Regions from separate parts of the Mus musculus genome. Here region 2 is linked to region 1. Evidence: chromatin contacts called from ENCODE POLR2A ChIA-PET data. All regions are on one chromosome and are shown on one strand. The core of a region is the stretch at or near the end of the contact, and the rest is flanking DNA. Distances in the headings are between cores, read along the strand shown. Region 1 holds the start of Nufip2 (nuclear fragile X mental retardation protein interacting protein 2). Region 2 holds the start of Pipox (pipecolic acid oxidase).

Region 1 (7,024 bases), core at 714-3,213:
GCTGGTGACAACCACATGGACAAGTCACTTCCAGTTCATAGTTAAAGAAACAGGAAAGCCAAAACTGCCCGTGTTGTCCCACCCATTAGAGCATCGGATTAATCCCTCCCACAAAGTCACTACCCAGCTCAGAAGTTTAGGTGTTCGGTGGAAAACGAATGGAACAAAGTTTGAGAGGTTGTTCCCCAACCCCCCCCCATTTTTTTTTTTTTTTTTTGGGTAGGAAATGCGCTGCTATAAAGAAAAAAGGCCTAAGTGAAAAAGCCTCCGAGGCGGAGTCGTGAGCGAACCTGGCAGGAGATGAGATTCCTGTGGCAGAGAAACTCGTGACCCGGGAGCTTGGTTCCCGCTGGGTACCCCACCCGGCCTCAGGCACCGCCTCTCCCCAAAACGAATCCCCCTCGCCCCTCGCAGGCCAGCGGAACGCTACGGCCACGGCCGCCGCCCGGGCCTCCTTCCCCCTTCAAGCTCCTCTTCAAGGCCCGCTCCCCGCCCGCGCCTCCCGCCGCACCCGGGAGCGGGAAACGCGGCCGTCGGGCGCGCGGGGCCACGGTGCAGGCCGCTCCCCTCGTGGCCGCTTCCCTCCCCCACCCCAACCGCCCCCGCCCCTCACCCCAGGGACCCGCCCGGGGCCGCGCGGCCGCCACCGGGTTACACAACCCCGGCGCGGCGCGGCGCGGAGGGGGAGGGGCGGCGGGCGGCGGCCGCCCGCAGTGCGGGGGGGACCCGGAAAAGGGCCGCAGAGGGTCCCGGGGCAGCCGGGCCGGCGTGCCGTGTGGCCTTCGGCACCCTTCCCCCTCCGCTCCTCCGCCGGCCGGAGTCGGTGACAGGAATCAGCTTCCAACATGGCGGACAGGAAGCGGCCCCGCGAGGAGGAGAGAACATTCCAGCCTCGCCGGCTCCGAGGCGAGCGGGCCAGGGGCGCCGGCCTGCGGAGAAGCCCTCGCGGACAGACAACGGGGTCCGGACGCGCAAGACGGGCGTTTAGGGGTGGAAATGACCCGAGGGACGATAGGGTCCCCCACACACCCAGACGGCAAACCCCAAGGCCACAGGTGGGCTCGGGGCGGCGGGTGAGCGAGGACGCTTCCTCAACTTAGCCCTCAGCCCCGCTCGTCGCCGCCTGCAAGCGGCTCTCGCGACACCACCCGCATCAGGATGGATTCACTAGGCCTGAATTACATACACCTCGGGGGAATTTTTTATTTTATTTTTTTAGGGCGGCTGAGTTTCACCCCCTTCTTAGGGGCCCCCACATTCAGGCAACTCCAGGGCCCGCACTAGAGGGGAAAAAGAAGATGAAGGCTGGACTTCCAAGGCCGAGGGCACAGCTCTGCCTCCGGCCGGCCGGGGCGGGGACCGAGGAAGGTCACGCCGGCCTGGCTGGGCCTCTCCCATGCTAAAGGGAAGGAGAGGGCGCTGCAATCCCCACCTCGCGGCCCGGCCCGCGCCCGGGAAGAATGGAAGGGGGCATCCCCGGCCCGGCGGGACGCACACCCGGACCGGGTCCGCGCTTTTCCCATCTAGCCCCACCCCCATCGCTTCCCCCCCCTCCAATCCAGTCCCCCTTCCCCCACCGCCCTCCCTCTCAGACCTGTTTTCTTCTTCGGCGTTTCCTGGTGCTGCTGGAGGGTGTGTTTCTGCTCATGTTTCAGCGGCTTGGGCTGGGCCTTGGGGCTGCCCTCGGCTCCATGCTGCAGGTATTGGTGAGGCTGCTGGTGATGGTGGTGGTGGTGGTGGTTGTGGCTGTGGTTGTAGAAATAATAATGGTGGTGGTGGTGCGACTGCTGCTGCTGCTGCTGCTGGGGATGATGGTGCGGATGGTGGTGGCTGTGATGGTGCTGAGGCTGTGGCTGGCCGGGCTTCTCCTCCATTGAAAGCGGCTGGGACTCCCTGGCTGAGGCTGCGGGCTGCTGCACCGTCAGGATCTGAGACTGCTTCTCCGCGCTCGCTCGGTATATCTGAGCGCGTCTCGCCAGCGCACTGGTTAAGCGAGAGGATCTGCGAGATTGGCAGCCGTGCTCCAGCAATGAGGAGCCACGCTGCGCGTCAAGCCCCGCCCCTAGCTCAAATCCTCTTCCCTTCCCCTTCGCCACCGCCGCCTGGCCAACGCCACTTACCCTATGCAACCTCACAGGGCCGGGCCTTCAACGTCAGCATTATGGCTCTCTCTTCTATCGCTTTCTCTCCTTCACCACGCAGTTAGCGAACAGCACTTTCTACACTCCTCACACCGAGCAAGCTGATGTCGAGTGTAGCAGATTCCACTGACGATTCTACTGGCGCTAGGAGCCATCTGTTGGTTTTGCACCTCCTAGAATGTGTTGGGTTGTGAGTGTGTGTGTGTGTGTGTGTGTGTGTGTGTGTTTAATTCTTTTCCGGGTAGCCAGAGAGGAAAGCTCAATTTCCTTAACCCTTAAACCACGAAGGGGGCAATTCAAAAAAGAGGAAATAAATACATTTTTAAGAATACAAGAGCTTCACAACTCGATAGATCGTTTTCGTATTCTGGATTCATTTTGCTTTGTATTCATATGCTAATCTCTTCCTTTCCACGGAGGGATTATAGGGTTCCACAATAGGGTATCTGTGTAATTTTCTAAAAGGGGACAAAGGGCTTAAATCATTGTTTCTTTGTAGTTGAAAGCAAGAGAGAGGGAGGAATGAAAAAAATCTACACTGAAGTTTTTTGGGTGTTTTTGTTGTTTTTTTAATCAAACACTGCAGGTGAGGTCAACTATGGAACCAAAATAGATTTTAGACTAAGACTTTCAAAAGTGAAATAAAGGAGAAAGGAACCCTTTAAAAGTTCTTAAGGTTTGGGTTTTTAAAACATTTTTGTATTAAATTTAAGGAAAACATTGAAATGTAAAGGTGTATTTGCAATTTATGCTGTTAATTTAACCTGTTATGATAGGAAGAAGGTTGTGATAAGCACAGACACGGGGTACCCTCGAAATATATATTTGGGGGACTTGGCTAGGAGTTTTGTTTGTTTTGGACTGGTTTGTTTTTGAAACAGACTATGTAAACCTGATTGGCTTGGAACTACCTAAGTAGAAGTGTCTGGCCAACTAAGAGATTCCCCCTGTTTCTGCCTCATGAATGCTGGGATTAAAGTCCTACACACACCAGCATACCCCAGCCAATGTGCTATTGCTATTACATGAATAATTGCTTTAAAATTCATTAAATTAGATATACATTTGTCTATGTATTATAAGGGATTTTTTTTTTTTTTGGTACAGCCCTGGCTGTCCTGGAACTCACTCCTGTAGACCAGGCTGGCCTCTGCCTTCCAAGTGCTGGGATTAAAGGCATGCCCCACCATCACTGCCCTCCCCCCAAGGGAAAATTTAAATGTAAAGTTTACCATCTTACTTTGTATTTGTTTTGTTGTTTTGTCTTTGTTTGTTTGTTTGTTTGTTTGTTTTTGATCTTCCTCTGTATCTCTGACTGGCCTGTTATTCACTATGTAGCCCAGGCTAGCTTCAAATTGTTTCAGTCCCCCTCACAAATACTGTCATTGCAGGCACTAGAACCTATATCTCTTGAAACCCCATACCTTTTCAATGATAAAGCCCTTAAGGCTGGAGGAATAGGTCAGCTGTTAAAAGCAGCGTTTTCTGCTCTTGCAAAGGACCAGAGTTCAATGCTGAGCACTCACACAGCAGCAGCATGATCATCCATAGCTCTAGTTCTGGGGGCCCAACTTCCCTTCTGAAGTCCAAGGGCACCAGACACACACGTGGTACACATAATTAGGTGTATTTTGTATGTGTGATTTTTTTTTTTATCCCCATGTGTATATGTTCACCATGTGTATGCCTGGTGCCTGCTAAAGTCAGAAGAGCTTTGTCAGGTCCCTTACATGTGGCATTAAGAATGGTTGTGATCCCAGTACTCGGGAGGCAGAGGCAGGCTGATTTCTGAGTTGGAGGCCAGCCTGGTCTACAGAGTGAGTTCCAGGACAGCCAGGGCTACACAGAGAAACCCTGCCTCAAAAAGCAAAGACAAACAAACAAACAAAAAGAATGGTTAGGATCACTGTGTGGGGCTGGGAACTAAACTTGAGTCTTCTGCAAGAGCAACAAGAAGTCTCAGCCACTGAGTCATCTCTTCAGCCCTGTTTTAATTATTCATTTCTGTTTGCTTAGCATTTATTGTTTTGGTTTTTTGTTTTGTTTTGTTTTGTTTTGTCAGAGTCTCTTATAGCATAGACTAACATCCAACTCACTTTCAGTCAAGGATGAGCTTGAACTTTCGATCCTTCTACCTCCCACATGTTGGTATTTCAAGTGTGTGCTACCATAATGTCTTTAAGATGTATTCATATTACGTTACATGAATAAAAAGGTCTTTCCTTTTTTTATGACTAAATATTTCATGGTGAGTAAGTATGCTTTGGGAAGGTATATATACAACATTTTTTGTTATGAATTTATTTGATAATAGGTATGTATTTTATAGCTTTTACAGTGTGACTGGAAAAGTAGAGATGGCAGTTGTCGATGAGTTTGTGGCCAGCCTAGTCTATGTAGCTGAGGTAAGGCTAGCCAGGGCTGCCTAATAAGACTCATTAAATTAAACAAGTGTTCTTTGACTCTGTGTGTGTGTGTGTGTGTGTGTGTGTGTGTGTGTGCAGTGCCCTTAGAGACCAGACAAGTAGGATACCCTAGAACTAGAGTTATTGATAGCTGTGATCTACTCTTATTGAGAACTAAACTCAGATCATCTACCAGAGCAGACAGTGCTCTTAAATACTGAGCCATCAGGGCTGGAGAAATGGCTCAGTGGCTGAGAGCACTGACTGCTCTTTCAGAGGTCCTGAGTTCAATTTCCAGCAACCACGTGGTAGCTAGTATCTGTTTTTTTCTTCCCTTTTCTCTCTTCCTTTCTCTTCTTTCTGCCTTTCTTTCTTTCTTTCTTTCTTTCTTTCTTTCTTTCTTTCTTTCTTTCTTTCTTCCTTCCTTCCTTCCTTCCTTCCTTCCTTCCTTCCTTCCTTCCTTCCTTTTTGTTGGGGAGTAGAGGAGTGGTTTTTGGCTTTTTGTTTGTTGAGACAGGGTTTCTCTGTGTAGCTCTAGATATCCTGGAACTCACTATGTAGACCAGCCTGGCCTTGAGCTCAGAAATCAGCCTGCCTCTGCCTTCAAAGGAATGCGCCACTACTGTAGGGTGATATTTTTCAGTATGTAATATTTGAAGATATAATATAAATATTTTTTCTTTTTATAAAAATAGTGGGGTTGGAGAGATGGCTCAGCAGTTAAGAGGACTGACTGCTCTTCCAGAGGTCCTGAGTTCAATTCCCAGCAACCACATGGTGGCTTACAATCATCTGTGATAGGATCCAATGCCCTCTTCTGGTGTGTGTCTCAAGACAGCTGTGGTGTACTCATATAAAATAAACAAACAAACAAATAATCTTTTTAAAAAATGTGTGTCTTATGGGTGTTTTGTGTGCATGTCTGGGTACCACATGTGTGTCTGGTGCCTCAGAGACCATAGGAAATGATCAGATACTTTAGAACTGGAGTTATAGATTTTTGTGAACTACTAGGTGGATGCAGGAATAGAATCCCTGGCACTTTACAAGAAACCATTCTCTCAACCACTGATCCATCTCTCCAGGCCCAGAATATTTTTTTTTTTTCTTAATGAGAGCCATCTTAAACCTGAATCCTTCCCTATTAAAATGTTACTAACATTTTGAGATTTGACTTAGCAGTATAACCTCAGGTCCTACATGGCCTTTTATGGTCTTCATCCCAGCACTATGAAGGCTGAGACAAGATGATGAGTACAACGTTGAGGACAGCCTGGGTTACATAATGAGTTACAGGCCAGCCAAGGCTACAGAGTGAGACCCTGTCCCAAAGGATGGGGAAAAAATATGAAAGCAAAAAAACAAAAACAGGCCAGCCTGGTCTACACACTGAGTTCCAGGACAGCCAGGGCTACACAGAGAAACCCTGTCTTAAAAAATTAAAGAAAAAAAAAAAATGGACTGGAAAGATGGCTCACTGGTTAGGAACACTGACTGCTCTTCCAGAGGTACTGAGTTCAATTCCCAGCAACCACATGGTGGCTCACAACCACCTGTAATGGGATCCAAAACTGTCTTCTGATGTGTCTGAAGACAGTGACAGTGTACTCATATACATAAAATAAGTAAATAAATCTAAAACGAAACAATAGAAAACCTGCACAACAACAAAATCAAAGTCACAATTTTTATCTATAGGGCATGACTGCATATAAAAAAGTAATGCGAAGGGAAGCTGAAAAATAAAAACAAAATCTGTTTAACTGTTACATTTGAAAATACTTATTGGGGCTGGAGAGATGGCTCAGAGATTAAGAGCACTGACTGCCTTTCCAAAGGTCCTGAGTTCAAATCCCAGCAACCACATGGTGGCTCACAACCATCCATAATGAGATCTGATGCCCTCTTCTGGTGTGTCTGAAGACAGCTACAGTGTACTTAGATGTAATAATAAATAAATCTTTTTTAAAAAATTAAATTAAAAAACCAAAAATACTTATTGAACAGCTTCTATTTGTTGCTTTTTTTTTTTTTTTTTTTTTTTTTTTTTTGGTGTGCCAGGGGGTGTTGTTATTGTGAAATAGGGTCTCATTATTGTAACCACAGATGGCCTGAAACTCACAGAACTTTACCTGCCTCTGCCTCCTGACTGCTGGGATTAAAGGTCACCACAGTCAGCATGTTTAGATTTTTTTATTGGAGACCAGTCCCAGTAGCCTGAAGCCCACTGTGTAGCCAAGGTTGTCCTTGAATGCATTATTCCTTGTCTCCACCCTCTAAGTGCAGGTATTCCAGGCAGGGCTCATCACACTTGGCTAATTAGTGAACATTTTCTCTTTACCAGCAATTATGTGCTTTTTTGGAATTTTGCTGTTTCTCTTTGTACAGTTTGGGAGATTAAGCAGGGTTGCAAGACTACAATTATCAAATGAAAATCACTACTCAAACACCTTATTTTACATGTGCCTTTATGCTTTT
Region 2 (6,743 bases), core at 962-3,461, 210 kb before region 1:
CTCAGGGTACCATATTTTTCTTGGTTATATCTGCTATTATTTTACTGTAAGGGATCTGTCCAGCGATGAGGCAGATGTTATCCTGTCCTCTGTGGGGTTGGGGAGGAGGGAGGGGACAGAATGCAGTGACCTTTAGACTCTATTTTTTTTTTCCTCCCTCAGAAGGAAGGAAAAAAAATCCAGTCAAATGGCAGTCCTTCTTTGCGTTCCTATTTTACTAGGAAAGGAAAGACCAGGCAGAAGACAACTAGTTGCTAAGGCTAGTCTGGGGATTGTCTGTGGACGTGTTGCTGGGGATTCAGTCAGCCACTGTGCCCCCCCCCCCCATCATTGTTTTCTCTCTTCCACTGTATGGCCACCAGATACACAGCAAAATGTTAAAATCAGAATCACGACTATAAGTTCTCTCATTGTCACTATAGCATTGTAGTGAGAGGGAAGTGTCCCCGGGCTGGGCTTGTGACTCAGGTAACAGAGTTTCAGCCTAACATTCATTGGTAAAGCCCTGGGTTTGGTCCTCAGCACCATATTAAACCAACATGATGGTACGGGTCTATTTTCCCAGGAGGTAGGGGCAGAAAAATCAGAAGTTCAAGGTCACCTGTGGAGGCAAAGCAGGTTGGAGGCCAGTTAAGCGATACATGAGACCCTGTATCCAAAAAAAACGAAAGAAAATACTAACAAGAAGTAAGTTTTGGAGCAGATAGACCTGGGTTCACATCTTAGCCTCTTGGCACACCTAGAATGGGTCCTTGGGCAGATCCTGCCATCTTTGTCTGTTTAGTGGTGTGTTTATGATTATAAACAACCAACCTCAAAAGTTAGTGTCTAAAAACAAGCATTTTATTTTACTTCATAAAACTGGGGAATGCTGACACAGCTTGGCTGTTGGGTCACGTGCCATGGACTGGGTCAGGTCATGGGTGGTTAGTTTGTCTGGACACAAGGTCCAAAATGGCTTCTCTTCCTATGTGTGACTTTTCTCATCTCTCTCTCTCACAGAGTGGCTGGACTTCTAACATGTTGGTTCAGGGTCTAAGAACGAGTGCTTCAACACAAGAAGATGTCCAAAGGCTTGGGTCAGAAAGAGGGTAGCAGTCACTGTATTCTATTGGGCAAGCATGTAATGGGAAAACCGACAGAGAACTTGAGGCTATCTCTAATCTGCTCAAAAAAAATGAGGATAAAAATACACACACACACATACAAAAAAAAAAAAAAATCCTGAGAATTTAATGAGATAATGTATTCCGAGGCAGATTTACCAGGAAGCTAATAAAACTTCAACCATGGGGCTCTCTAATTGAGCGGTCTCTTCGAAGTCCTGCCATCTAGTTTTGCATGACTAATTTTTTCTTTTTTTTTTTTTTTTCTCTTTTATTTTTAGTGCTGGGTGCTAAACCCAGGACCCCGAACATGCCAAACACAAAAGTCTACCGCTGAGCTAAGCCTCCAGGCCCCTTTCCCCTTTTATCTTAAAATGGACCCCCAAAGTGTATAAGAATCAGGACCTGCCAACCCTGGCTCTGTCCCCAGTGCCTGTAACAATCCCCATTGAGCCTGCTGCCTGGCACAGAAGGCTTCTCTGCACATGGCCCCTGTGTGTGCTGGCTGGTGCCTGGTTCCCCGTGTGCCTGAGGACAAGGTTCTTCCTCGCACTGTCCTTTCCTGGATTTTTTTTTTTCCTCTTCAGGATCATTTATTGTCCTTTTTTCAACATGAAAGTAAAACACACTGAGAATGATTTCATAATCACAAAACTGCCCTCCCAGTTGGCCCCTGCATCTACCCCCTGACCTCGCCACCCACCAGGGAGGAGGGCCATACCCTGGGCATCCTGCCAAGTTCTTGGCTGGCCGGGTAGCTCTCTGGAGGAAATCAAGCTGCAGAGAGGGAAGCCAGCAGGGGGAGGCAGCATTCCCGGGGCCCAGCTTGGTCTGGGAGGCATTGAAATTCCGGGCAAAGTCCTGAGACAAAGATCATAATGAGACAGGAAGGTGGCATGGGAAGGCGCCATTTGCATGACAATAATTGAGCCAAGAATAGCAAACTGGAGGGATGCAAGGGTGAGGCTAGCAGCTGAGCTGGGCGAAACCTCACAAATCAGTCCACCCAGCTCTGCTCTGCAGGGGGAGGCGGAGGCTGAGCCCTGTGCCAGGCTTTTTGGGGAGGGAAAGAAAGACAAGGACATGAGCCCCAAGGGATTGTGGGAACTCTAGTTTAGCTGGACTTTGCCTCCCTCCTCCCCCTGTAGCCTGGAGGTGCCTTTGTTTGCCTTCTCTTCAGTGGGCTTTGTGGCATCATGGCTGCTCAGACAGATTTCTGGGATGCTATTGTGATTGGAGCAGGCATCCAGGGCTGCTTTACCGCGTACCACCTGGCCAAACACTCCAAGAGCGTCCTCCTGCTGGAGCAGGTACACTGTGCCTTCTGCCCTTCTGCTATATAAGACTGTCCCCTCTTCTTTCCTCTCCTAGGGAGGGCTTTCCAGAATTTTTGGGCTATAAGTGAAGCCAAACGGTCAGACATCAGGAATTCTGTGCACTTCGTAGCTTCGTAGCCACTTCACGTGGATCTTGACAATGCAAAGAAAATTCCCACCCTTAAGTCCACGTGAGGTTTCTTGGTATACTCTTTTAAGTCTCTTAGTTCTTGCCCCGGATCAAGAAGTGTCCCACTTCTTTTCATTCTTGCAACCCTGTCTTGTCTTTGCCCACATGGTTGATACAACCAGAAAAAGAATCAATTCTGCTCTGGGTAACCTTAAATAAAGACAGTTTTGCCTAGAGGCAAAGGCTGATGTACCAGCTTTGGAGAAAGCTGCGTTTTCTCAGCTGCTCCTTCCAGAACCTAGCAGGAGCTGCTGTTGAATTCTTCCACCTTTGGGTAACAGCGACCTCCTCACTTGATGCCCGGGAACTAAGACACAGGTCGTCTTTCCTTAAAGGAAAAGTGATCACATGACTGCTTCAAATGAGGGTGGCACTGGGACCCTGCAGGGCCCCTCAGGGGTGGGGCCTATGCAATCTGTCAAGTTGAGTTTTCTACCCCTGTGGCTTCTTCCTTTCCATTCTGCCTTGCAGCTCTCTGAGCAGGTTACCACATCCTGGGAATTGTCTTCAGTTCCTCTGTTTTCCCAAAGCCCAAGGGATTTCTGTTACAACCTGCAGGAAAACCTCCATTTTGCTTCACCCCGCACCCCCCTAATCCTAAGATTGCTCCCTTATCCTGGGTACCTGAAGGCTCAGTGAGATGACATCCTTTTCCTGATCCGGAAAACCATGGGGCTCGATTTGCATAATCTGGAAGGTTTTCTGACTCTGCTTTTCTAGGCATCTAAGCAGGGTGTGAATTCAGTGGGATAATAGAAGGTTATTAACAAATGGATGGGTGGCTGCCAGGGCTATTTACAAAAGGAAAAATTTAGTCAGTGCTGAGGTACTATTGCTAACCAGAATGCCTGGCCAATCAGTGGGCCTCAAGGAGACCTGGAAGTATGGAAATATTTGAAAATATCTAGGCCTGGCGATGAGCACCTGAAAATCCCAGTTGCTCAGGAGACCAATGTAGGGGGATTGCAAGCTTAAGGCCTGCCTGGGCTACATAACATGACAGTGACTCAAATAAGAAATAAAAAGAGGTCTAGGGCAATAGATAGCTCATCTGCAGGGCACCTACTTGCCTCCTTTGTGCAAGGCCAGAGGTCTAGGCCCCAGGATTAGAAAGGAACCATTTGAAGCCTAAGATGGCTCCTAAAGAACAAAGGGAAGGCTGAGCCAAAGGGCAGTGACTTCCATTGTCTTTCTTGTCTTTCTTGTCAAGTTCTTTCTTCCCCATTCCCGAGGAAGCTCACATGGACAGAGCCGCATAATCAGAAAGGCTTATCCAGAGGACTTCTACACGATGATGATGAAGGAATGTTATCAGACATGGGCCCAGCTGGAGCGTGAAGCCGGAACCCAGTTACACAGGTGGGCGAGGGAGGAAGACCAGGAACACAGGGGACCCATCCCTCCAGGTGCTTTGAATGTGTGATGCTGTAAGGTGTGAACTTGAAATGCAACTGGAGGGACACAAGCCCAGGAGGGAGGTGCCAGTCATGTGGAGGCCTTCTGCTCACTGTCACAGATGCTGCTGGCCTCTGTACCTTTGAGTTCCAGGCCTGGTTAGATCCTGTGACCAAGGCTCTTACAGGTTGTTTTCTGAAAACTTAGAGGATGACCATGGACAGGTATCTAGAGCAGGCCTGCGCAAAGCCTTCCAGAGCCATCTTATAGGGCCTGCGTCAAAATCTATATAATTTTTTTGTTTTTTGTTTTTTGTTTTTTGAGATGGTTTCTCTGTGTAGCCCCGGCTGTCCTGGAACTCACTCTGTAGACCAGGCTGGCCTCGAACTCAGAAATCTGCCTGCCTCTGCCTCCCAAGTGCTGGGATTAAAGGCGTTAGCCACCACCGCCCGGCTAAAATCTATATTCTAACTCATGTCCTAACTTAAAAAATAGTATGTATAATGTATGTGTATGGATGTTTTGCCTACATACTTATATGTGCAACTACATATGTGCCTGGTGCCCAGAAAGGTCAAAAGAGAGTATTCAACCTTGGAACTGGAGTTACAGACAGTTGTGAGCTGCCATGTGGGTGCTAGGAATTGAACCTTGATTTTCTGCAAGAGCAACAAATACTCTTAACCACTGAGCCGTCTCTCCTGCCTCCTTTTTATGCTGTACCCTCATCCCCACAACAACCCTACAAATGCATTTTATTAATACACTATCCCCTGGGAACAAAAGCAGGTGTTCCAGGGGCCAGACTACTTGCCAGGAAGTGACCCTGAAGCAGCTTCAAACCTTAGGGTTCCTCTGACAGTGGCCTTTCTGACACTCTCAGGGAGGAACCAGAAACTACTCCTGCACCCCCTTTTACTCCTCTGAACTCTTAACTGAACCTCCTTTACATAACCCTGGCTCTGCCCCACAGGGTGGCAGTTATTTTAATGGCCGTGAACCAAGAGGTTACTGTTCTGTTACAAAAACACCATTAACTTAAGAACAAAGTGAAATCCATTATGCAAATACAGCCAGGGCAGCTAATTAAGGATTTATTCAGAGACAGCTAATACACCCAGCACCCAAATAAAGGAGAATGTCTTTCTGAGGAGTGGCCTGGCAAAAGGGACCCTTCTCTGGCTGCTGGCTGTGAGTACTACTGAGCTCTATTAGGTAGGAGATGAGCTGAGCCTTGAAGGGCAGAAGTCTGCCCAGCAAATGTTGACCGACAGGCAATCATGAGATGCCTGGTGTCACACAGTTTGGCTTTACTTCCTGACTCAACTCCTACCAGCTATGTGGTTGAACTCTCTGTATCTCATAGGGATGTTTGAAGGTTAAATGAGTCTGGAAAATACTCAGCACAGTGCCTGGTACCTTTGAATCCTTGAGGTTTCTCCCTGCTATCCTGGGTCTGTTGGGCTACAGAGGAGGAAGATCAAGAGACAGCAAAAGGGAGGCAACAAGGACATCGGGATGTTACCTAGCTGAATAAGGCCCTGGGTTTGATCCCCAGCCCCCACCCCCATGACACTGGGCATGGTGGTGCACTCCTGCAATCCCAACACTTGGGAATCAGGAGGCAGGAGGAATGGTACAGTGATTAAAAGAGCTGCACAAACTTGAGATCCAGGATTTGGATGCCAGCATCCATGTATCAAAATCCAAAGAGGTGAGAAACGCATGTGGTCGCAAGCCTCTCAGGATCCCAAGCCTCTCCGTGTGTACAGCTCACTCACTTTACTCCACAGTTTTGTTTTAAAAGAATTATTTTTTATGTATGTGAGTACACTGTCGCTGTCTTCAGACACACAAGAAGAGGGCACTGGATCCCATGACAGATGGATGCGAGTCACCATGTGGTTGCTGGGATTTGAACTCAGGATCTCTGGAAGAACAGCCAGTACTCTTAACCGCTGAGCCATCTCTCCAGCCCTTATTCCATAAAAAAACAAAACAAACAAACAAACAAACAAAAAACTGAAAGGGGAAGCTACTGAGCATCAGGGTGTGTTCTTCTCTTCCTCTTCTCTTCTCTTCTCTTCTCTTCTCTTCTCTTCTCTTCTCTTCTCTTCTCTTCTCTTCTCTCCTCTCCTCTCCTCTCCTCTCCTCTCCCCTCCCCTCCCCTCCCCTCCCCTCCCCTCCCCTCCCCTCCCCTCCCCTCTTCACCTCTTTCTCTCTCCTCCCCTTCCCTCTCTCTCTTCTGTCTCTTCCTTCTCCTTCTCCTCCTCCTTCTTCGTTTTTTTTTTTTTTTTTAACAAGGTCTCACTCAGTCTCTTAGATATTGGGGACTGCAGGCATGTGCCACCAGCAGCTGTGTAGCAGTCATAATGTATTACTGTAAATCACTGAATTACTACACTCTCCGTTTGGAACAGAGGTCAGCAAACTTATTCTGTAAGCCACACAGGAAGTATGTTAGGCTTCTCTGGCCATATGGTCTCTTGCAAATATTCAAGTCTGCCATTGTAGTGTGAAAGCAGCCAAAGATGCAAATAGATGAACCTGGATGCATTCCAATAAAACTTTATTTCAAAAAAAATTATTTTGAGACACCAAAATCTGGATTTTATGCTATTTCCTTGTGCTTTTTAAAGGTTTATTTTTAAATTTTTTAAAAATGTATTTCTTTTTATTTTATGTGTTTTGAGTGTTTTGCCTGCATAGATATGTGTACAACTCATACATGCCTGC

What was found. ChIA-PET counts read pairs that join two places held with the same protein, here RNA polymerase II (POLR2A).
Region 2: POLR2A ChIA-PET joins it to region 1 with 10 read pairs in embryonic stem cell. The contact joins the promoter of Pipox here to the promoter of Nufip2 in region 1. POLR2A ChIA-PET finds 5 or more read pairs at or near these places in 2 of 5 experiments (Patski and embryonic stem cell).

The regions. Positions count from the first base shown.
Region 1 is chr11:77,681,078-77,688,101 of GRCm38, reverse strand. Nufip2 (nuclear fragile X mental retardation protein interacting protein 2) reads right to left here and starts at 1,963. Exons shown (of 4, transcript NM_001024205.2): 1 at 1,595-1,963. The coding sequence starts at 1,874.
Region 2 is chr11:77,889,340-77,896,082 of GRCm38, reverse strand. It overlaps Pipox (pipecolic acid oxidase), which reads left to right and starts at 2,211. Exons shown (of 8, transcript NM_008952.2): 1 at 2,211-2,416; 2 at 3,823-3,971. The coding sequence starts at 2,303.